3 separate regions of the Mus musculus genome follow, and all the other regions are linked to region 2. Evidence: chromatin loops called from intact Hi-C (ENCODE). Cell type or tissue: left cerebral cortex. All regions are shown on one strand. Region 1 overlaps Tiam1 (T cell lymphoma invasion and metastasis 1). Region 2 holds the start of Tiam1 (T cell lymphoma invasion and metastasis 1). Region 3 has its middle 56 kb from the start of Gm10789.

The links. Peaks named below come from ENCODE experiments on the same cell type or tissue, not always from the same donor. Only the 100,000 strongest peaks of a DNase experiment are listed, where the experiment ranks them.
Region 1: it touches region 2 in a loop (4-fold over the local background); 2 of 42 quality-filtered maps call a loop at or near these places.
Region 3: it touches region 2 in a loop (8-fold over the local background); 3 of 42 quality-filtered maps call a loop at or near these places.

Annotation. Positions count from the first base shown.
Region 1 is chr16:89,892,514-89,900,513 of GRCm38, reverse strand. Tiam1 (T cell lymphoma invasion and metastasis 1) reads left to right here. Exons shown (of 28, transcript NM_009384.3): 4 at 1,936-2,909. The coding sequence starts at 1,947. Among named protein-coding and RNA genes, the nearest start is that of Tiam1, 64 kb to the left of the region's middle. In left cerebral cortex, a CTCF peak has its summit at 3,921 (motif pointing right); DNase peaks (open chromatin) are centred at 3,412, 3,892, 4,941, 5,245 and 2 more places; H3K4me3 peaks cover 3,621 bases; H3K27ac peaks cover 2,445 bases.
Region 2 is chr16:89,957,151-89,965,150 of GRCm38, reverse strand. It overlaps Tiam1 (T cell lymphoma invasion and metastasis 1), which reads left to right and starts at 4,324. Exons shown (of 28, transcript NM_009384.3): 1 at 4,324-4,474. In left cerebral cortex, a CTCF peak has its summit at 3,194 (motif pointing right); DNase peaks (open chromatin) are centred at 3,734, 4,049 and 4,397; H3K4me3 peaks cover 2,012 bases; H3K27ac peaks cover 432 bases.
Region 3 is chr16:90,081,761-90,089,760 of GRCm38, reverse strand. It overlaps a transcript of Tiam1 not described here. Among named protein-coding and RNA genes, the nearest start is that of Gm10789, 56 kb to the left of the region's middle. In left cerebral cortex, no CTCF peak of the experiment used is centred here; DNase peaks (open chromatin) are centred at 3,419 and 3,935.

The DNA of each region.
Region 1 (8,000 bases), 65 kb after region 2:
AATAAAGAGCTGTGTGAGATGGCGTGTAACTCCGTGAAGAACATGCATCTACCATGTGCAAGGTTCTATGCTCGATTCCTAACTCCTCAAAAGTAAATAAAATAATAACATGAATTTTAGGAAATTGGCCATGCCTTTACTGTTAGTAAAATCTGTGTTTACTTGTGCTTGTAAAACATGTAGCAAGTGCTAGACTTAGGAATTCAGGAAGGAATTAAGGATGCATCGTGATGCATCGTTGACGTGGACCGTCAGCCTTTTAAGTTTGCTTAGACATCACCTAGAGAGGTGTGAGCATACTGCTTTCTCCCGATGGTGAAGAGGGTGTCCTCTTTCCTGGAAGATCCCTTTGAGAATCACGATGTGTGGCTAGTGGGGAACATGCTAGTACAGCGATAGCTTGACCTCTGGTATCCCGATGAATCACCCTGAATTCACTAGCACATCACCCGGAAGTTTTTCTGGTGTGCCGAATGACCAAGTACACAATAAGATATCTTGTCAGAGCCGAAGCCATGTTAGAGTCAACAGTGGGACTGTAGTGATTTCTGGACCAATAGGAAGGCGCCTTACGTTAGTACACTTGCATCTTTTTTGCTGTGGTCATCAACCTCAATTCCTGTTTCCTGGGGTGCCATTTACTGTCTTGGTGACTGTGTCCCTTCTGTGGTTTCTTAAGAGTAGAGACTGTGTCTCTGTCATTTACTGCTCAACTCTGGCTTCTAGAATGCTGTAGTCCTCACCAACTACCTCTCAAATGCTTAGATCTGCATGCTGTTGACAGAGCTAGCGCGGTGCTTCCCAGGGAGACAGACCCTCTTTTTCTTATTTCATTTCATGTGTTTTCACATGTGTTGTCTTGCGTGTGTACACTTGGAAGAGAACTGGGCAGACTCTGCAACAGGGTCGAGGCCAAATAGAGTCACAGTTGTGAAGCTGTGAAGATGCCCTCCCCCTACCCCCCTTTCTTGCAGTTATGGGTGACAGAATTGTGCCTTCAGGACAGGGATGGAGACTAGGAATGCTGTCTGGGAGGCCTGAGTGAACCGGGAGTGTCCCACTTGCTGGTTTCCAGGGTGCGTTTCTGTCTCCGGGCCACTGTGTACCAGATTCATGCTCACAGGTTGGATTTGCTCCCAGATTAAACCTGTTAGTCAGCTGCCGAGCGAGCGAGGTTTGCATTTGTCCCTTCTTAGCCCTTCCTCCCCGCCCTCCCACACATCAGAGGTACCCGAGTGGCTGAGAAGTGAACAGTAGCAGCCTATTTTCTTTATGATTTCAATTCGTTAGGAAAATTTGATTAGATATGCATCTTGAAGCTTTCTAGTTTTGACTGATTTTTTTTTTGAGGTTTGATAGAATTAAAAAAACAAAAGGGCAAAAAACAAACAAACAAACAAACAAAACAACAACAACCAAAACCCATCTCCCCAAACCATGGAGCAGATAAAAGGGCATAGATGAAACCAAGAAAACAAACAGAAGCCCTGGCAGGAAGGGAAGGAAAGAATGCTCCTTTGTCTTTTAGTTTTCAGTAAGCGTCCACTTTGCAGTGTATCACTGTGACTCTTCGGAAGAAAGCCAGGGTGAGCAGAGTGGTCACCTGCACACACGCAACACACTGGTGTCTCTTGGCATCTACTCTTTGGGCAAAGACAGCCCTCTCATTACTGAATTTATGTGACTGTTTCACATAAACATCTATCTGTATTGATATTGATTATTATCTATTGATAATGGTATTCTCACCTGTTGCCTTGTATCAGTCCTGGGGGCCATGTCTGGGGCCAAAGCAATTAGAAATGTTTTTATTTACCTAACCCCATACCCAAAGTGTCTGCTTATACTGATTCTAAGCCCTTACTCTTAAGGTTTTTATACCCATTTTAATACAGACTCAATTATCTCATGCTTTTTCTTTCCCCTTTGCTACAGACCATAAAACCATGGGAAACGCAGAAAGCCAAAATGTAGACCACGAGTTTTATGGAGAAAAGCATGCCAGCCTGGGGCGGAAGCACACTTCACGCTCCCTGCGGCTGTCACACAAGACCCGGAGGACACGGCATGCTTCCTCCGGGAAGGCGATCCACAGGAACTCTGAAGTGAGCACCCGGTCCAGCAGCACGCCCAGCATCCCCCAGTCCCTGGCTGAAAATGGCCTGGAGCCCTTCTCCCAAGAAGGCGCCCTAGACGACTTCGGGGACCCCATCTGGGTGGACCGAGTAGATATGGGCTTGAGACCCGTATCTTACACCGATTCTTCCGTCACTCCCAGCGTAGATGGCAGCATCGTCCTCACTGCAGCCTCTGTGCAGAGCATGCCAGACTCAGAGGAGAGCCGGCTTTACGGGGATGACGCTACGTACTTGGCTGAGGGAGGCAGGAGGCAGTGTCCCTATACATCCAATGGGCCCACATTCATGGAGACAGCGAGCTTTAAGAAGAAGCGCTCCAAATCTGCAGACATCTGGCGGGAGGACAGCCTGGAATTCTCACTCTCAGATCTGAGCCAAGAACATTTAACAAGCAACGAAGAAATCTTGGGTTCCGCGGAAGAGAAGGATTGCGAGGAGGCTCGGGGGATGGAAACAGAGGCGAGTCCCCGGCAGCTCAGCACCTGTCAGCGAGCCAACTCCCTGGGTGACTTGTATGCTCAGAAAAACTCTGGGGTGAAGGCTAATGGAGGACCGAGGAACAGATTCTCAAGCTACTGCCGGAATTTGGTGTCGGATATTCCCGATCTTGCAAAGCATAAGATGCCACCGGCTGCTGCCGAAGAGACTCCTCCGTACAGTAATTACAACACGCTTCCCTGTAGGAAGTCGCACTGTCTTTCCGAGGGTGCCACCAACCCACAAATTAGCCTTAGCAAGAGCATGCAAGGCAGAAGAGCAAAAACCACCCAGGTAAAGCCTCAGAGATGTTTCAGTATTTTGGAAGTGGTGCGCGCCTCTTAAAGTGCATGATTTTGCTCTTATCGGTTTCTCTCTCTCTCTCTTTTTTTTTTTTTTTTTTGAAATCGGGCTGTACCCGGGTTTGTCTGGCAGCTGCTGCAGCTGGCATCGCTTCTGCTGCGCCCCTCTTACAGTTCTGTGGGTAGGGGGTGGAGATTAAGGGGTGTGTATGCAGCGGGGTGGGAGGGTGTGCTAGGAATGGCAATAGAGCTATTAAGTTCATACTGGGAGACTGCCTCTCAACTCAGTCCCTCCACAACACCTCCCTGATGGGACTCTGTCACCTAATCATCTCTGGACGAGCAGGCATGGTGGGTTGCAGGCGCTCGGAGCTCATATCCACACTGCAGCAGGTGGGAAGAAGTCCGTGGGCGGGCCCTCGGAAGAGGCATCCTTTGAATCAGGGCGGTCTGCGGTCACTTGTCAGCTTCTCTCTGGTGTTGGCAGGCTCGCCGTCTTACCAGGAGCCATTTCAATTTCCTGTTCCTCACGATGCGGCCAGCCCCGTCTCTGGAGGGAGGTGTAGCAGAAGGAATAATATGGGTGGGTTCCCAGTTTCTAGCTTGCAGCCAAGTTGCTTGACCTTGGGCAAACCCTGACTTCTAGAGGCTCCCTCTGGAAGGTGGGGATGAAGAGACTTAGTCGGCTTGCTTGGCAGTTTAATGCAGGAGAGAAGGGGCGTGAGCAGATTTTTAGGAGACTTGAAAAGTATCTTACCAGGGAAAGGGTGGCCCACTAGCTTGTCTGGCAATAATAGCGGGAGTGAATGTCAGACGGCCCTGCATGCTTTGGTCCTTTGCTGTTCCTTGCGGCAGGTTTTGGGGAGCTGGGGATTCTGACCAGGCTAAGAAGCCGGTAGTGGATTGTGCTTCTGATCCAAGAGTGGGTGCGCTTCTTTACTTTGAAAGACAGTGGGCATCGAGGTGACCTGCAAAGGCTGCTGCACTCCGACCTGCCCAGTAGGGGGCAGTGCTGCACTCTGGCCAGTTCGAGTCCAATGGGCAGTGGCAGTGTTACTTTTAAGGTGGGCCAGGTGGTGGAGGGCCTGGAGTGACACCGGGTTTCTTTCTGAAGAACCCTGAAGATGGATTTTGCTGACACGAAAGCCAGTCTTCTAGACCCTTCACCCCTTCCTACCTGGTTGACTCTGGGCAAGTTAGTGGTTGTTTTAAAGCCTTGATTTCTTCACCTGTCTAAGTGGAGGTATTGTGACTGGAGACTCTAGCTCAGTGGCAGGACCTCGCTTGAATGGCTTCCAAGGGGCTCTGTGTCAGATCCTTGGCATCATGGATGTACACACTCAGTAGGGATAATAATAGGACTATTCGAGAGAATGGAATTGTCCGGGAGTCCGGAAGCCTAGTACTTAGGAAGCAGCCAGGGACCGGGAATTTGGTCGCCGGCGTAACACTCGCATTGGTAGTGGTGCTGTGTGGGTAGATGACTCGGACCATTGGATGTTGGTGCCCAGATCTTGTATCACCTGAGAAGGTAAACTTTAACCTCTCTTTACTCTGATTTGAGATTATAACCAAAGTGAGATTGTGACAGAACTAACAGGTTAACTAACCACCCAGGGTCACTACTGAACGGTCAGTTTGGCAGGTCACAACAGGTGCCCTGTTAAAGGGTCCCATGGAAAGCCCTGAAGCATGGCCGTGAAGCTGTCTGCCATCAGACTGGCATTAGACGCCTGGTTCAGAGAGATACTCTGCCTGCCTTGAACTTGGCAAAGGGTGTGTTGATGCAGGCAACACCTCTGCCTGGACTGAGTAGCCTGTGCCCTATGTAAGGTTGGCAAGGGCTGCCCAGCTGTGTTCTAGAGCGCTGTCTCTAACTCCAGAGATAGCTGGACACACTGTTGCCCTTAAATACCAACCACCCATGGAAGAGGGGCAGAGTGAGCCAGCGCTCTCCTCCCCTGGGAGACTGTGGTGTGAAATCTCCATCCCTTGCCTCACGACTTCCCAAGTTAATATACAGAAGTGAGATCATCTGAGTGTGGTGTCTCATAAAGCCACGGCTTAATGCAATGCAGAGTGCTGCACACACGGAATTCTAAGGAGGCCATTAGCATGCTGGCTTGTCTGCTCACCCACCCGGTGACCTTGGGTAAGTCACTTCCTCCTGTAGCTCTTTCCCCTGTCCAGGGAGAGTGACACCATCCTCCAGCAGAGCTGTATGAGGTGAGCCAAAAGAGATGCCGGGCTTGGAAGCCTTTTGTGGAGCTAACATAATGAACGGAAGTATTATTTTGGTATTGACATTATATGTTGAGTAAGGATCTTTAATGACTTGAAACAAACCCCAGAATTATGCACAACACTATCCATCCACCCACATTTTCCTAGGCTAAGTTTGAGCCCACTGTGTTCCAAACAGTGTATTTTAAGAGACAGTGGGTGTGGAAGCTTCCTTGAAAAGAATTCTTTTTCTTCTCAAAGTTTTTGACCCAAGGGACCTCTGTCGCAAGCTTGAATCGTAGATCTCAGCCTCCTTGTCGGCCCTGGAGATGCAGTCCAGTCTCTAACAGCCCCGTCAGCCACTTCACTCCCACCGGAAAAATCTCCTGGCAAACATTTGGCTAAGAGCGTGACCTCTCAGCTTGGAGAAAATGTGCTGGATCCAAACTAATGCGGACAATTTCATTTGATTCAAAAATGATCAAAAAAGAGGTCTTGGCCATTTTTCCTGTTTGTGTGTGTTCAGTGGTTGGATTTGTTTCCGAAATGGGCAGGCTGTGGAGTTCACATGTTAACTTTGGAAGTAGCACGTTGGACGAGCCTTGGCATCTGGCACACAGTTATTTAATTCATGTGCTTTTTATGTGTACACATGTTGTGTGTAGTTTGTGCTGAGAGCTTCCCACCATTGAAGCAGGGTTTAGTTACTGATTTCAACCCAGGACACAATACACACTAGGTTGCTCCTTAGATTTAATTGATGGCTTGATGGATTTTGTCCCTTTGGTTATTCTTTCTTTGGTAACAGACTGAGGAGAGGGCAGCCTGGGGTCATGCAGAATCCAGGGTGTCAGCAAGTCTGGGCTTGGAGTTTTTGCCTCCTGCGTCCTGGTTATTTAACCTCATGAATTTGGGTTCTTTTTAAAGGAAGCTTATAGGAAGATCCAGCATTCTGGGATGAAATAAATGTAAACCTTAGATCACTGACTCTGGAAGGTTGTTACAGATGCCCACTGAATAGTGGGTTTAGTAGGGAGGTCAAGGCGTGGCTTCAGGTTCTAGAGTTCCTCCTCTGCAGCTCTGGGGCTTTCAAAGGATAAGTAGGAAAGGGGAGACGTGCCATTGGTGATCTGCCCTGTGACCAGGCACAGAATGTCTACGGGGTGCCTGAGGGAAACTTAGGCTGGGGGCCATTGTGCACACTTGAGGAGACCTTCATTGAACCTAACTAGGAGATGGAAGAATGTGACTTGGCTCTACTACTACTGTTGTAAGAAGCCACAGAATCTAGAGAGCTGCAAGGAGACTTGGGCTGAAGGGTGATGGCCAGAAGTCAGTATTTCCCAGAAGTCTGTGCACCCCAGTGTCTAGTGGGAGGCGGAGGGCTCTGTTAGAGTTTATGGATTCATTTCAGCCTAGTTTCAAGATACCAACTTCCTGAAGAACCTCACAGACCCTCTCTATCTGACTCTGTAGCTTTCCAGGGGAGAATGGTTGTCCTAGTGTTGTGTTGGTGTGAAAAGACATCAGGGCCAAGGCAACTCTTATAGCAGAAAACATTTACTTGGGGCTGACATACAGATTCAGAGGTCTGTTACCATCGTGGTGGGAAGCATGGTGGCACCAGGCAGACATAGTGCTGGAGAAGTAATTGACAGTTCTACCTCTGGATCCGCAGGAAGCAGGAAGAGAGAGTGACACTGGGCTTGGCTTGAGCTTTTGAAACCTCAAAGCCCACCCCCCAGTGACGCACTTCTCCCACAAGGCCACGCCTCCTGTTCCTTTCAGATAGTTGGTAACCAAGCATTCAAATGTATAACCCTATGGGAGCGTGTTGTTGTTGTTGTTGTTTTTAATGTATGAATGCCGTGTTGTGTATATATCCGCCTGCCTGAAGAGGGCATCAGATCTCCCTGTAGATGGTTGTGAGCCACCATGTGGTTGCTGGGAATTGAACTCAGGACCCCTGAAAGAGTGACCAGTGCTCCTAAACACAGAGCCATCTCACCGGCCCTGGGAGCCACTCTTATTTGAAACCACCACAAAGGGTGACCTAAAGAGATTAGGTGTACGGTCTCCACCCTCAGGTCTTCTGCACTTCCTTCTAAGGCACTCCCAACATGGAGGAGCCTCTCACAGCCTTAGCCTAAGGTTAAAGACTTCAATTCTGGTGAAGAAAAAAAAAATCACCTTATCAATTAAGAAGGAAATTAGTGCTGCCCATTCCAAATTAGATGACTAGGAAAATTCTAAAAGCTGTCCCTGGTTTCCCTTGACCAGCGAATAATAAGGTTGATGGTCTTACTAGGATAGAGAGCCTAGTATTAAATCCAAACAGGGTCCTGAGTTCCTTGAAAAATCATTTTGATTTTAAAAAGTTTGTTTTGTTAGGCCACTTAACTTAAATGACTTCGAAATAAGTGTACTGCCTGAGCTGATAATTGACCCCCATAGGTCAATGAGTCTTTACCCATGTCCTAGGCACTTTGAGAACAGCTAAAAACCTTGCTTGCACTTTGTTCAGATATAAACACATGGATCACTCTTCTGTATATCATCTTTGGGGTTCACGGGTTCCCTAAATCCATTTAGGGATGCCTGGTTAAGAGTTCTTTTGATAAATGCTAGAGAGCTGGCCCTGCAGTTGAGAGCACTGGCTTTTCTTGCTGAGGACCTGGGTTCAGTTTCCAGCACAAGAAAAGCTACTCACCCCCAACTGAAATTCCAGTTTCAGGGAATCTGATACCTGCTTCTGGCCTTAGTGTGATACTGCATACACATGGTACACACATACACACTCAGGCAAACAGGCTTTCAAAATAAAATAGATCTCTTTTAAAGGAACACTTTAAAACAATTT
Region 2 (8,000 bases):
CAATTCACTTCCTTCAGCAAGGCTCTGCCACCTCCCCAACCGTGCCACCAGCTGGGACCTCAGCATTGAGATGTGGGAGTGTATGTGGGGGACATTCTCATTCACCCTGGGACAGATAGTATAATAATGGTCACCAAGGGCTGGAGGAAGCCTGGGGGGGGCGGGGGGCAGGGAGGGAGAGAGTAGCCAAAGGGTACATGTAAAGCCACAGTTAGTTCAAGAATCTAGGGCACAGCAGACAGTAGTCAATGATGCATTGTATCCTTCAAGGCAGCGGGGCAGCAGGGAGTTGAATGTTTACCAGAGCCAGTGAGATGCACTGAGGTGGCGGATCTATTAATCACCCCGACTTGAGCATCGTGCTCCATACACAGGCATGGGGACATTACCTCGTACCTGACAAATTTATGCCGCTATATGTGAATTGGGAATAAGATAAAACTTGAAGAAACTTCTTAGGGAGCGATGCGTTTTCCACGTGGACCGTGGAGCTCGTTTTTTACCCGTTAGCGATTTGTCACATTCTTCTGATAAAACTGGAACAAGATTAAACACCCTTCCTGTTCTGGGGTAGGCCGGTGCTTGCCGATACTGAGATTAAACACCCTTCCTGTTCTGGGGTAGGCCAGTGCTTGCCGATACTGAGATTAAACACCCTTCCTGCTCTGGGGTAGGCCGGTGCTTGCCGATACTGAGATTAAACACCCTTCCTGTTCTGGGGTAGGCCGGTGCTTGCCGATACTGAGATTAAACACCCTTCCTGCTCTGGGGTAGGCCGGTGCTTGCCGATACTGAGATTAAACACCCTTCCTGTTCTGGGGTAGGCCGGTGCTTGCCGATACTGAGATTAAACACCCTTCCTGCTCTGGGGTAGGCCGGTGCTTGCCGATACTGAGATTAAACACCCTTCCTGCTCTGGGGTAGGCCGGTGCTTGCCGATACTGAGATTAAACACCCTTCCTGCTCTGGGGTAGGCCGGTGCTTGCCGATACTGAGATTAAACACCCTTCCTGCTCTGGGGTAGGCCGGTGCTTGCCGATACTGAGATTAAACACCCTTCCTGCTCTGGGGTAGGCCGGTGCTTGCCGATACTGAGATTAAACACCCTTCCTGCTCTGGGGTAGGCCGGTGCTTGCCGATACTGAGATTAAACACCCTTCCTGCTCTGGGGTAGGCCGGTGCTTGCCGATACTGAGATTAAACACCCTTCCTGCTCTGGGGTAGGCCGGTGCTTGCCGATACTGAGATTAAACACCCTTCCTGCTCTGGGGTAGGCCGGTGCTTGCCGATACTGAGATTAAACACCCTTCCTGCTCTGGGGTAGGCCGGTGCTTGCCGATACTGAGATTAAACACCCTTCCTGCTCTGGGGTAGGCCGGTGCTTGCCGATACTGAGATTAAACACCCTTCCTGCTCTGGGGTAGGCCGGTGCTTGCCGATACTGAGATTAAACACCCTTCCTGCTCTGGGGTAGGCCGGTGCTTGCCGATACTGAGATTAAACACCCTTCCTGCTCTGGGGTAGGCCGGTGCTTGCCGATACTGAGATTAAACACCCTTCCTGCTCTGGGGTAGGCCGGTGCTTGCCGATACTGAGATTAAACACCCTTCCTGCTCTGGGGTAGGCCGGTGCTTGCCGATACTGAGATTAAACACCCTTCCTGTTCTGGGGTAGGCCGGTGCTTGCCGATACTGAGATTAAACACCCTTCCTGCTCTGGGGTAGGCCGGTGCTTGCCGATACTGAGATTAAACACCCTTCCTGCTCTGGGGTAGGCCGGTGCTTGCCGATACTGAGATTAAACACCCTTCCTGCTCTGGGGTAGGCCGGTGCTTGCCGATACTGAGATTAAACACCCTTCCTGCTCTGGGGTAGGCCGGTGCTTGCCGATACTGAGATGACTGATGGAGCTCCTCCGCCGCCTCTGTGATGTCACATGTCTCAGTGTGTAGCATGACTCTTCCGCCCGGCCGGGCTAGCGATCATTCTAAAGCTGGTATGTATGATCATTCTAATCATCTTCTCACCCCAGTTTGGTTATTCATTAACTTTGTGCTCGAATGGACTCTGAGTCTGCACCCCACACCAAGGGCCTTCCTATTGCTGCCCTGGCTCCTCGCTTCTGTCTAGCCTCCAGATATGGCTCTCAGCCATCAAATGCTAATCGGTGCAAAAGGAGGAGGACAATATTCCTAGAGACTGTAATACTGACGGTGCCACGGTACCACAGGGGTGGGCAAAGCAGCAGACTGCACCGATGGTGACACCTCTTTCTTGGGTTTTCTTAGACCAGCACTGTGGGCTCTCATGGCTGGCTGGTCCTTTGTTATGGGGGCTGTTCTGTATGTTGTAGGCTGTTTGGCAGCATCCCATATCCTTCCTAGTGGACTCTCTCCTCAAGTTGGGAAGATGGAAAGCATCTATACATACTTACAAATACCCTTTAATGTGTGGTCACCTTGCTCCGTGGAGATACTTTATTTTGCTCCCTCAGACCTATGCATGGGCGTGGTGAAGTTTGTTTTCTTCCTTAGTTGTCTTATGCCAACCTCTGTGCACATTACCAATATCATAAAGATTAGCTAGACACGTCTTATGTGTGGGGGCACATATCTGTCATGTTTAAAACTCATGGTTTCCACCACACTAACTCTGATCACTGTTTCTCTGGGAGTTATAATGCGTTTGTGTAACTGTGTGTATGTGTGTGATCATGTGTGTGTGCCTGTGTATATGTGTGTGTTTATGTGTGTGTACCTGTGTGTATGCGTGTGTGCTCGTGTGTACCTGTGTGTATGTGTGTGCTTATGTGTACACATGTACCTTTTCATTGTGGTGTTAGTCTGAGGAGGTCAGAGGCTGACCTCGGATGTCTCTTCAGGGTTTCTCCACTTTATGATCTTGGGGCTCACAGTCACCTCTACTGGCCAGCAATCCTTGTCTTCATAATACTAGGGCTACTGGCGAGTGCCAGCCAGTATGCTTGGATGTTTTGGATCAGGTCCTCTTGTCTGCTTGGCAAACACTGTAGATCCCTTTCTTACCAATGGCTTCCTGCCTGCCTGCCTGCCTGATTCCGGTTGGTGTTCGAGTCACTGTAATCCCTTTAATGATTATTGCATTTCTATTTTTGTGGTCCATATATTTGAGGAAAGTCCCTTGCGTGGGGACAGGGGTCTTCTTTATCTCATTTATATGAGGACACTGTTGCTGTCTTCAGACACACCAGAAGAGGGCATCAGATCTCATTACAGATGGTTGTGAGCCACCATGTGGTTGCTGGGATTTGAACTCAGGACCTCTGGAAGAGCAGTGATGCTCTTAACCTCTGAGCCATCTCTCTAGCTCCAATATCTTTGACTTTTGCTACAGCTAACAACCTTATACAGTGATAATGCTTTATTCACCTGTCAATCTCAGCCACGACTGCTGCAGCCATGTCAGAAAAGCTCTCTGCTTTGTGCTGCAGATACCCGCCTTCCTACATCATGATGCTTCCTTCCTCTGACCGGCCACACCCGAGGCTTCTTTTTATCACTGGCCATTAGAAGTTTTATTTAATGAAACTAATGTTTGGAAACCAAGGTGGAGCCAGGAGAGCAGTACTCTTTGGAGTGAGGGAGAAGGAAGTTAGTGGGTTTCCTCTGCAATTTTTAGAAACTGTCCTATAAATGTTGTTCATGGGAATCAAACATATGGCCGCTTTGTGTTAGAGGGCCAGCGAGAGAGAACTTCTGGAGGATTTTCTGCACTGTGTTAGCAGTTAGCACTGGTTTTAAAAAGGTTTTTGTTTTGTTTTTGTTTTTCTCCTTTCTCCCTTGTCCGATTTCTATGTTTAAACAAGTGTTTAGGAATTACGTCTCTGTCTAGCAAACCATCCAGGGTTCCGCTCCTGTGGGAGCAGGTAAGGAGGTGTAGTTATCCTTTAGGAGATACCAAGATATCTGCAGGTGACAGCAAACAAGAGCCTATGCTTTGCACAGAGAGCTCAGTTTCACTTGTAAAATAGTTAAGATCCTATAGGGAGAAATCTCAAGGATGTGGCGGAGCAGGGTGCTGGAACTGAACGACAGCCAGCAGAGTCCTCAGCTAGGCAAAGGAACGCCAAAGGCGAGAATTTAATTGAAGAAAGGGGCGGAGAGGGAGGCGAGGATGGAGGAGGAGGGGAGGGAAGAGGAGGAGGAGGAGGAGGAGGAGGAGGAGGAGGAGGAGGAGGAGGAGGAGGAGGAGGAGGAGGAGGAGGAGGAGGAGGAGGAGGAGAGGAGGGAGGTGGAGGAGGAGGAGCCGCCGCCGCCGCCGCCGCCCTGGGCCCTCTCCAACACACCCAAATGACCAGATTCATCATAGCACGAAACTTCACAAGTTACACCCACTCCCTCGCCGGCAGCGGGGAAGGCTACAGCTTCCTGATTTCAGTTACTGGAAGTTGGAGAGATGGAAAGGCGGCCGGGAGTGTGAGCCTCGCTGAGCAGCGGGTGAGCTTCGGAAAATTCAATCCACTTTCTACCCGCAGTCTTCTGGTGCTGGGTACTCGGGGAAAGCTGCTGCGTGAGGCTGTGCCGAGGATGGGTGGGAGCCCCGGAACTCTTTACTGTGGTCTGGGGCTGGGAGACTGAATGGCCAGAGTCCTGGCACTGCTTAGTTTCTATGCTGCACCCAGAGCGCCGCGCTTCTCAGTTGTGCTGTGAGAAGCAGTCTGCCACGCGGGTTCTGACTCTCCGGGAAAAGAGGCTGGAAAACTTCATCAGTTTCTCTTGCCTAAGCGAGGATCATTGTATGAGAGAAACGGGAAAGAGGCAGTGAGATTGATCTTGACACCCACCAGGGATGCTTCCTGCCTGAAACCCACCGTGCTGTGTGAGCCTCGGGCGATTAGGCGGTGTATGGGGTAGGGTGGGTGGAGGGAATGCGAAGGAGAGGGCTGGGATTCTAGGCTGGGCTGGTTTCCTTGGGTGGGGGTGGGGGTGTTCTGAAGCTTTGGCTCCTGACCAACACCTGGATGGGACTTCTGGAATGAGGGTCTGGAAGTCTCGAGTTTTCCCACTAGTTTTGCAATTAGGCTAGTTGGGCTAAAAGCCCCTTTGGCATGGGGAAAGGGGGAGGGGGAGAACTGTTTGTTTATCTGGAACTTCATTTTTGATGTGAGTTTTTCTGCCGCAGCTGGTTGATCTGATTCATTGCCTAATCGAATTTGGGGTAGAGTGAAGAGAGGAAGTTTGGCTGAAGGGTGGCACCAGGTTTGGGGTCTTTGTAAGAGACAATATCCTAGCAAAGCATAAACTCGGACCCCCACTCCCCCTGCTCCGCCCCCCCCCCCCATCCTGATTTTTGTTTTCAGCACACTTTCTTGGGTATGTGGTCTTTGATTGCTGTGTGAAGTCAAAGGAAGTTTTGAGGCTGACATACCTGTTTTGCATATTTCGGATCTCATCAGTGATTTGGTGATGCATTGGAGCCAGGATCTTATATGTTTGTTACTAGCTAATCCTTCATGAAATTACTTTTATAGTAAGAAAGGTAACTGCGATGGCTGGCTCTTAGGTTTGTAACTACCTATCCATTTTGCAACAAACTCCTAGTTTGAAGAGAGTGGAATGGGAGGTGTTCTTAGCTGATCTGGTCATTTTCCTAGTGTCAGATAGGATGGCTCGGCTGTCTCTTCCACTCTGGTATTGCGAATCTGGGAAGCAGGCTGCCGGGAACCTTCTGCTCCCTTGAGGGGTAAAGATCTACATGTAAAGGAACGACTCTGTGACCAAACTAGACCTGGCGGGGGTGGGGGTGGGGGTGGGGGTGGGGGACGGACAGGTGGCATGGCCCAAGCTGTCACACCTGCTAGCTCTTCTGTGGATCCAGAACCAGCTCAGTAGGGAGGTGGCTGTGGGCACGGTGTTGTTGCACCTACTTCTGAGGAACCGGTTGTCTGCCGCTCTGCAGGAGGCAGCTGAACTGGATCTTGTGATGGCCAGGGCAACACTGAGTAATGGATGCGATTCATGGAACAGTAACCCGGAGAGAAAGGGGGAGAGAAAGGGGAAGCTGCGCGGCGAGTGACAGATGAAGTGCTCGCTGTGGGTGGACACAGTGGACGGAGCTGGGGTTGACTCTGCTGTAGGACCCCTAAGTGTCTGGAAAGCTCCAGCTCTTGTGTGGTGGTCTTCTTTTGGCCCCCTCCCCCTCCTTCCTGGTTTGCCTCTGTTTGCTTTATATGCTTTTAAAGTTCTGAATACAGTTTGTTACAGATCTATAGGACCACTGACATTGTTTGTTTTAGTAACTAATTTTCATTGGAAGTTTCCCAGTTCTTGTAAGGTTTAAAATATATTGGTATACAGTTACATTGGATAGATTGTTTTTAAAGACTGGAGCATATATAAAAATGTTTTCTTTTTCATTCTTGGCATTGGTTATATTTGTTCATATTCATCCCCCCCCCCCCCCGCTGTGTGTGTGTGTTTACTGGTGCTAAATCCATGATATCCTGGCAAGTGCCATACCACTAAGCCACACTCTTCCACCTGTGTGCATTTTCTTGATCAGCCTTATTAACATGTCAGTTTTATTGCTGTTGGAAGAACCAACATGGGTTTGTACTTGACACACAAAGCCCACCTCCTTCCTAAATTAAAAACATTGAAATGTACATCTAAAAAAATGCTGCTTATGGGATGCTGTCAAAAAGGTTTTACAACGTCCTTTGTAAACAAGCAGCTGAGTCCCTCTGCTGTAAGGAGGAAGACATTATGTACTTGTCTTTGACGTTGATCGTGTTTTTCTGCTCGTTAAAGCGTACCTTCTGTTTGTGAGCATCATACATATTGGGCCAAATTGTTCCAAGGTGGGTTTTGTGTATTCACTGGGGCACACCCTGTGAAATTGTTTTAGAAGCATCCAGCCAGAGTGTGCACGGGGCTGCGAGGTGATTTACCGTGGAGTGTGGGAGCGTTCAGCCCTCTCGGCAATACACGTTTACCTTGTGCAAGAGTAGACAAATTTGTGGTAATGACTGGGGAGGAACATTTCATTTCTGTTCATATTTAATGCATGAGCCTGGGTGCTCTAAAGTTTAGAGCAGCCTTTCTGACTCTGCCAGTTAGCTGTGAGGTCTCAGGATAATGCTTAACCTCCGGATGTCCCTCTCTCCAGTGAGGATGTAAACACACAAACTGCCTGTGGCTCTGGCACAAGTAGGCTCTTCGTGAATGGCAGTCCACTGAGTGTCTCCTGTTTCTAGTCCTCTCTGGTCATACTTGCAGTCTCAGCACCTCTCTCTGTCTGCCGATCAGAATAACGGGAAAGGAGAAAACAGAATTGGGAATGGAATAAAGTGTTTTCCCTGTCTGTCCCCTCCTCACTAGGAGTGGGTAGCTCACCAGGGATACCTTTTACATTTCCTGGGTCTTAATCTTAGTTTCCTAGTTAAGTGACGGCCTCCTTCTTCTGTCCAGTGTTTACCGTACCTCCCTGGGATTACTCTTCTTTTTAGTTCATCTCATTTTTCTCTCTACCTTCCTTTCATATCTTTCTCAACAAGGGTGGCACGTTGAGCCATGACCAGGTGAGCATGCTTACGTCAAAGCTGAGCTGGGAGAGAGAGAGAGAGTTCAGGGCAGAGGCCACAGCCTGGGTTTTAGAAAGGAATGTTGGATTGTGAGGTCCTCCAGCCCCAAGCCTCTTGATCTTCTTAGGGATTGTCAACTAGGTCCTGGGGGGGGGGGTATGGTGTGATTTGTGCATCGTATTTATGCATCTGGAGTTATAAGGGGCAGACCTGGGGGCCGGGGGTGGGATGGGGGGCATGGGTGAGGTGGGGGGGATGGGTGGAGTGGGGGTGGTGGTGAGCCCTCTGGGGAGTGGTGGTTAGCTGGAGTAGCCTTCATTTCATTATTGTACAGGGGTAGTCATTCTCTGTTGCACCCAAGGATGGATTGTAACTGATGAGCTTCAGGTGTGGAATTCTCTTCAAGGAGGACATCTGCTCTTGGTCCAGCCTGTCTGCTC
Region 3 (8,000 bases), 120 kb before region 2:
CTTCCAGTCTGGCTGACATTGGGCCTACTGCCTTCAGCTCTTGAGTACTGGGATTACAGGTGTGTGCCACCAGGTCTGGGAATCAAACCCAGGGCCTTGTGTGCGCTAATCAAGCGCTCTGCTAACTGGGCTGTCCCCAGCCTCCAAGTCTTATGTGGCCTGAGAATATGAGCTTGAAGAACAAACGAGAAGACAGATGGACGCTCAGGGATGGCTTTAAGAGAAATCAGAGATCAAGATTTTTGTGTGTTCGTTTTTTAAGGGTAGGTCTGGGCCTACTGGTGATCTTCAAAGTAAGTTATTTTATTTGTCGCCTTACTTGGTAGTAACTTTTGGGTGTTTTGAGCCTTTGTGTTTAAGGTGTAATGTCTTAACCTTAGTGATTCTTTCTGAAACATTAGGATATCTGCAACAATTACTTTATTACTTTTTAATAATGTGCAGCGTGTTTTGTGGATATGTGCACATGTAAATACAGGGACCTCTGAAGTCCAGAAGAAGGGCATCAGATCCCCTGGAGCTAGAATACCAGGTGGTTGCACGCCATCTGATTTGGATGCTGGGAACTCAGTCCTCTGCCAGAGCATCATGCTCTCTTAACTATTGAGCCACCAGCTTTCCAGTTTCGCTTTTTTTTTTAAAGATTTAATTTTTATTTGTGTGTGTGTGTGTGTGTGTGTGTGTGAGCGTATGCTTTGTGTGCATATGCAGGTATCTGTAGGAACTAGAAGAGCGTGTCAGATCCCTTGGAACTAGAGTTACAGGCATTTGTGAGCCACCAGATGTGGGGGCTGGGAACTGAACTTGAATCCTCTGGAAGAGCAACTGTGTTCCTAACCATTGAACCATCTCTGGCCCCAAGAGAATGTTATGGCCATGGGGGTACACCAGATAGAGTTACAGAAGGCCCCGCCCTTCATGACCACGGTCCATCACGGCATGGGGATTAAGAAGGTAGGAACTTGAAGCTGCTGGTTTTCTTACTTCTGCAGTTACAATTATTCCATGCATGCTAGGATTTGGTTTGGTTCGGGTTTCTCCAATCTTTTATTCAATCCAGGGTCCCCTTCCTAGAGAATGTCACCACCAGCAGTGGGTGAGTCTTTCAGCCTCAACGTAATCAAGATAATCCCCAAATGGTCAGGTCAGTCTTGAAAGTACATCATAGAGACAGACTCCTTTCCCAGGAGACTCCAGATGCTGGCGAGGTCACAGAACACTAATTACAGGGCTCTGAGTCCTCACAGCCGAGAGGCCTGATCTCTGTAGCTTTCTGGATATGGTTAGAGGCCTCTCCAAGGCGTTGTGTGTCACGGTAGCCTAATCGTTAAAATTACATGCTAATGGTATTAAGAAGAGGGAGTTTGAGCCATTTATGGATAAGGTGGGTGGAGCTATGGCAGGATCTTGATGGCTTCCTGAGCAGATGCACACATGAGCGTGTTTTCTCTCCATCTCTTACCATCTTTCCATCTCTTAACCATGCCAACTCCTTTGGCAGCAAGGCAGCCTTCACTTAGATAAGGCCCCTTAGCTAGACTTTGCATTTCTAGATCCTGAGCTCAAGTAAACCTCTTTTCTTTTTAAAATAGCCTGACTCAAGTAAGTTGTTAGTACTCAAAAGCTGATTCATACAACTTAGGGAAGGATGGCACGTGTGCGTGAGTGCACGAGTGCGTGAGTGTGCTTATTTCACAAGGCCCAGTCTTGCCTCGGGATCACCATGGGGCCGAGAATTGCCTTGATCTCGTCTTCCTGCTGTTACCTCCTGAATGTTGAGACTACATGCATGCACCACCACACCTGATCTAACAGACCCCATTTTAAATATCATTTTGAGGGTTACAGGTTCAGCATGGATTTTGTGGAAACACAAAGGTTTAGATTTCCACTCAAGCTGTAACATGGAGTCTTAGAGTGAGAGGGTGCTCCTGACTACCGAGGGCCCTAGACAGTCTATAGGCTGGCTCTCTTTCTGAATGAACAGGACTGAGATTATAGGACACGCTGTGCTCCCGACCCTGAGTGGGCGGTTGGTGGGTGGTTGGTGTGTGATTTAACATCTGAGCCATGTGTGGTTGGGCTAGGAAGTGGTAGGTGAACTTTGGAGCCCACTGTGTCCTGCCCTTTAAGGTTCCTCTGTTGCTTTATTTAATTTGTTCCTGATAGTGGTTGGAGCTTCTGTTTGGTCAGGTCCTCACCCGGGAAGGGGTGCCATGTTTGGAGGCTGCCCACAGTGCTGACTCTGAGGTTCATCCAGCCAGCAGGGGACACGTGGTCGGCCGCACTCACTCCTGAGCACCATCTGTGTCTGGTGGCCTCTTTGTGGAGGGGAGGATGTGAAGTGACAGGTGTCTGGGGTGCAGTGTTTTTTCCGGATGTCTCAGACTATTCAGGTTGTGTGTTGGACAGCTCTTTGCTGCTTTGAAAAAACACCTGATGGACATTTAAAGGGGGGCATAGTTACTCTGGCTCCCAGTTTCAGTCCTCTCAGAGGCTCCATTGCTGTTAGGCATGTGACAGAAAGCCACACCCTATGGCCCGGAAGCAGAGGTGCGTCCCCAGTGCCCACCTCCTCCAACCAGGCCCCATTTCCCAATAGCCTTCCAACTCTAAACTCATCTATCCTCCAGTCCAGCAGCGAGGTCTCGCCCATGTTCATGTTCTAATCCCCTCTTAGCCGTGTCAGTGCCCACACTTGAGCCTTTTGGGGGAACACTTCATACCCACGATACCTCAGGCTGATGGAACAGGCCGGGCCACAGGCTGGAAGCTTGTGGGCCACACAGTTTCTGGAGGCTGGGATGTGCGAGCACAGGTGTCCGGGCCTGGTTCCTGCTCCAGCACAGACTGCCATCTTTTCCTGTGTCCTTATGCGGTACACAGGGGAGGCCGTTCTCTGGGGTCTCTCTCACAAGGCACCGAGTGCCTGTATGAAGACTCTTCTGTATGACCTTGTCATCTCCAGAGACCCCCACGTCACCTGGCGGGAGGCTTTGATTGTAACCTTGCAGGAACATGAGCTGAGTCCAGGTGGGTACCATCCTGGGTTCTGTGCTCTGCCCAAGGCTTCCTCAGATGGCTTGGAGTCCTGATGAGCTGACCGCCACCCCCCCCCCCCAGATGGGACAAGGACCACTGTCTCTGCTCCTATTGGTTTCTGAGACCCCTGTTACCAGATCCCGTCAGGAGGAAGTACCTGCTTTCTCCTTTCTTTCTAAGTCTCCCCAACGTTTCCCAGACTCCTCTCTGCTGTGAAACACACCCTTACGGATTCTCCAGTTGCTCTGGAGTGAGTGGGAGAGGACGACCGTGGAAGTTGCTCCTCCTCCTCCTCCTCTTAGACATCCACAGAGCGAGACACGAGGCTCACCATGTTGAAGCTGTGACATGTGTATGAAAATAAAGTTTAAATTAGAAGGAGCCTTTCTTAGCCTCAACCTGGTGCCGGCTGTCTTAACACTGGGATGGAAATAAACTGGCTCTGGCTTCTTGGCACCAGACCCACTCACTCTGCCTTTTACACACTGTCTTGTGGGTTGGTGTGGGGGGTGTAGTTGCAGGCCTGGAGCTTCAGAGCCCCTGGCCTCCTGAAACATAGATGGGAGAGTCTGATCCCAGCCTAGTGGGCACACTATGCCAGCTGCTTTAGATCCCGTTGATTTTCGCCTACAGAAAAGAATGCTTTTCTAAACAAAGTCAGGGGATGGGTAGCAGGCTGGCACGGTACAGCGTGACCCAAGACCATGTCTTCAGTCATTCCGCAGTGGCATGGCATGGCGTGTGTCACTTAGTGTCTGTGCTTTTGTGTCTTCGTCTGAGAGAGAGGCATGGCAGCTTCATTACCATCTTCCTCATCTTCCTAGCGGTGATAATAAAGGATAGTGCCCAGCCCAGGCCTGTTCAATTACTGATGCTCATCATCGATATTATAATTTAGTGGTTGCTACGAGTCTTAGTCTTGGGTCACTGCCAAGGTCTCCCACGATGTTTTCAGCGTGGGGTGGGGACACTTCTGGTTTTGTTGAGGACTGGCAGATCGAGCTGTTGCCTTCACCAGATGCACACGGGTGGTGGGCGGGCGGGCGGGAGTGTCCCCGGGTGTCAGCTTGTGTGTTGTGCGACCCTTCTGTTGTGCTTATGGCTCCCATGCCTTCCTCTCCCACCCAAACCATCACCGCGCACAAACGAAGGAAGCTTCCGCAGCCCCTGTGACAAAGGCATAGATAGGCTGGTCTGCATTTCAACGCGCCAGGCTGCTCTGCCAACAAGAAGGTCAGATCTTCAGATCTGTGTACAAACAGAATTTCCCAAGATATATGTCATGAGCAATACAGATTTGGCCTTAGTCCTGGGTCCTGGCTTAGCGTTGCTAGAATGTTCTTTGTCTTCTATGCTATTGAGATGGTTGGCCTGTTTGTTGGCATTCTGTCTAAACTCCACTCCTACAGTTACCTGGCAACAGCCAGGTATGCTCCTCCCCACAGTTACCTGGCAACAGCGGGGTAGGCCTGGCCCACTATAAAAGGGATTCCTTACCCCCTCTTCCCTCTCTTATTCCTGTTTCTCTCTCTTGTCTCTTTCCCCTTGTTCCCCTTCTCTCCCCGTTCTATTCCTTCTTCTCTCCACGTGGTCATGGCCAGCCTCTACTTCTCTCCTCTCTCCTCTCTGCCTTTCTCTCTATATCTAGTACTCTCTTAACGCCCCTCCCCATGCCCTAAATAAATTCTAGTCTATGCTATATATATGTGGCTGGTCTCCCAGGGGGAAGGGATGCCTCGGCATGGGCCCACCGAGACATCCCCTTCCCTCATACCTCACCACACCACACCCCCCATAGAACTTATTCCTATACCTTTTATCTTTTTATAATCACAGCTCTGATTGGTTTCCGGATGGGACTAGTCTCTAAAGAGACCAAGATGTGTTCAGAGGCTGAAACTCTCCGCTCCATCCTCCCCTCCAGGGAGAGGCAGGGGCTGATGACTTGTTCATACGGGACCTCTGAAAGGTCATCGGACAATGGGGATTTGGAGGTTCTGGGTTGATGCAGGGAGGGCGATGTGTCAGAAAGCCTGCGTCTCCTTCCCCTACCCCATGCACGGAGGTCCCCTGGCCATTCCTGAGTTGGAGCCTTTATGGTAAACCTGTGGCTGTAAGTGAATGGCTTTCCCGATTCCTGTGGGTGTTGTAGCAAGTGAGTGAACCCGAGGAAGGGTTGTAATTACACTTGGACTTGTAGTTGGGTCAGCAGAGGCACGGTACCTGCTGCACTCACTCTGTGGCTTATGTCTGAGGTGGGGCTGAGCCCTTGCCTTCTGAGGGAGACCCTACCACCCTACGCCCCTGTTGTTATTTCTGAGCTTGCGGCACACTGGGCTGGTGTCCAGAGTTGGACAGCTGGTAAGTAAATGGAAAAGCCCTCCAATTTGGTATCAGTCTGTTGTGACCACCGCTGGTTTGCAGTGTAAGTAGAATCGGAGTTCCCAAGAGAGGGAGGTTCAGGGTGGAGTAGTGACTGCGTTACATTTAATGTTGAGCCGGGAAGGCCATGGGTGTGCTCATCATAGCACCTCTTCCTCCATTGTTTTATGTTTTGTATTTTAAGTGTGTGTGTGTGCACATATAGGTGTGTGTGCTTGTGTTTTGTAGGTGTGTTTGCACACACGTGTATGCATGTGTAGGTGTGTGACTGCACATATGTATGCATATGTAGGCATGTGTGTATGTGTGTATATGTGCATGCATAGGTGTGAGTATGTGTGCATGTGTAGGTGTGTGGCATGTGAGAACAATGTCCTCAGAGCCAGAGATGAAGGAGCCCTGTGTCACTGGGTTCCCAGTGTGAGTTGTGAGCACTAGGGACTGAACTCAAGCCATCAGCAGCAGCGTTTGCTCCTAACCTCCGGGCAGTCTCCACCCTTATCCTTTTTTTTTTTTTTTTTGAGATAGGGTTTCTCTATGTAACAGAGTCCCTGGCTGCCCTGGAACTTGCTTTGTAGACCAGACTGGACTCAAACTCACAGAGAACCACCTGCCTCTGTCTCCCGAGTACTAAGATGAAAGGTGTGATCTACCACCTCCCAGTGCATTAAATTATGTCACAGAGAAGCTGCTTCCTACCTGGGGAGGGAGCACATCTCTAATTTCGCTTTTCAGTGACTTTAGCAGCTGACTTAGGAGCTCCCAAATACTCTCAGATCATTGGGGGTTTCCCTCTTTCTCTTCTTCACGATAGATTACTTTGCTGTTTCTTCAACTCTGGTTTCTAAACTTTGTCTTCAGGACATACAGGGTCCTTCCCCGCAACTCCCCTTTTCTGGGAGTGTTCTTCAAGTAGCCAAAAGCCTCCTTGAAATGGATTTGGTTTCATATAACTTATCCCTCAGTCCAGCATGTGTGAGCCATTAACCTCCTCTTTTCTAGACGCAGCCCAGCTAAGTGTTTTCTTTGCAGCTATCTGTGTTGACTCTGAGGCTGGTCAGACACAGCACCTGGAATCCCATCCCTACCAGTTTCCCATACCTCTTGTCATTTGCTGGTTCTAGTTCACCTCAAACTGTAGAAGTCTGTGTTGATCTGGAAGGAAGTTCTGTCACCAATGTGCTGTCACCAATGTGCTGAGCTCCTCTGTTGCTCTGTCAGGTAAGCCACTGAGTTGCCAGCCCTGCTTCCTCTGTCCCATGGTGTGATCTTAGGGTGGTTTCTGAAGCTGGTCCTTTCAAAACACTTAGTTTTCTCAAGCTCTGAAGTCATATGATGCTGTTTGTGGCCAGCAAGTCTAGACTGTTGGCTGGTACAAGGAAAGAGGAGAAGAGTGGGAGAAGAAAATGGTGTGAGTGGGGACTGTTGTGTCCCACTGTGCCCTCCCCTTCAGTGACAGCTTGCTGAGGTCTCCAGACCAACAGATATTGGCCACACTGAAGTGGCGCTGGTCAGGTATGACACACTTGAATTATTCCAACACTCAGTTTCTCCCCAGCACAGTCAGCTTGTTTCTCTTGGCTTCCTTCATGTGTGCCTGTCCTTTATTTGGTTTGGAAAGCCCAAGTCTACTGTAGCCTTGATGGTTGTCACCAGTAAGGAATCGGTCTTTTTCCTCTTAAAAGTTTACTTGAGACACCGCTTCCCCCTCTTCCTCAAGTAATTGACTTATGCTCTTAATTCAACCCTGTGTGACTTTGTTATTTTTGTATGTGCATTTGGGGATTGTGTAAGTGTGCAAGTTCACTTTTGTGTGCATAGGTAGAGGTCAGAGGTCAACCTGAGTGTCATCCTCAGGAGCCATCTTTCTTGCTTTTAAAGGTAGGATCTCTCATTAGGACCTGGAGATGACCTACTGGGCTAGTCTGACTGGCCCAAGGATCCTTGTCTTTCTTTTTCTCTGGTCCTGAAATTGCAAATAAGTGAGCCCACACTTGTGCTCCACACCTGTGCTTCCACACCTGCGCTTTCACACCTGTGCTTCCACACCTGTGCTTCCACACCTGTGCTCCCACACCTGTGCTCCCACACCTGTGCTCCCACACCTGTGCTCCCACACCTGTGCTTCCAAACTGTGCTTCCACACCTGTACTCCCACACCTGTGTTTCCACACCTGTACTCCCACACCTGCACTCCCACCCCTGTGCTCTCACACCTGTGTTCCTACCTACACCTGTGCTTCCACACCTGTTCTCTGGCACCTGTGCTCCCACACCTGCACTTCCACACCTGTTTTCTATATAGACTCTGGGAGATTGACTGAAGGGCCTTACTTTATGCATGCTAGCACTTTACTAAGGATTCTCTCCCCAGACTCAGGCTTTATAGAAAGAATAAAGGATTCCTGCTTAGGGTACCTCAGTTGGACTCCTGTTTTTCCATGTTAATACGCCTTTGTGGATAGGCAGGTGTGTTAGTGTATTTTATGTTGTTAGAACAAAATGTCTGACACCAGGTAATTTATAAAGAATAGAAGTTTCTTCAGTTCTTGGTTCAGGAGTTTGGGAAGTTTAAG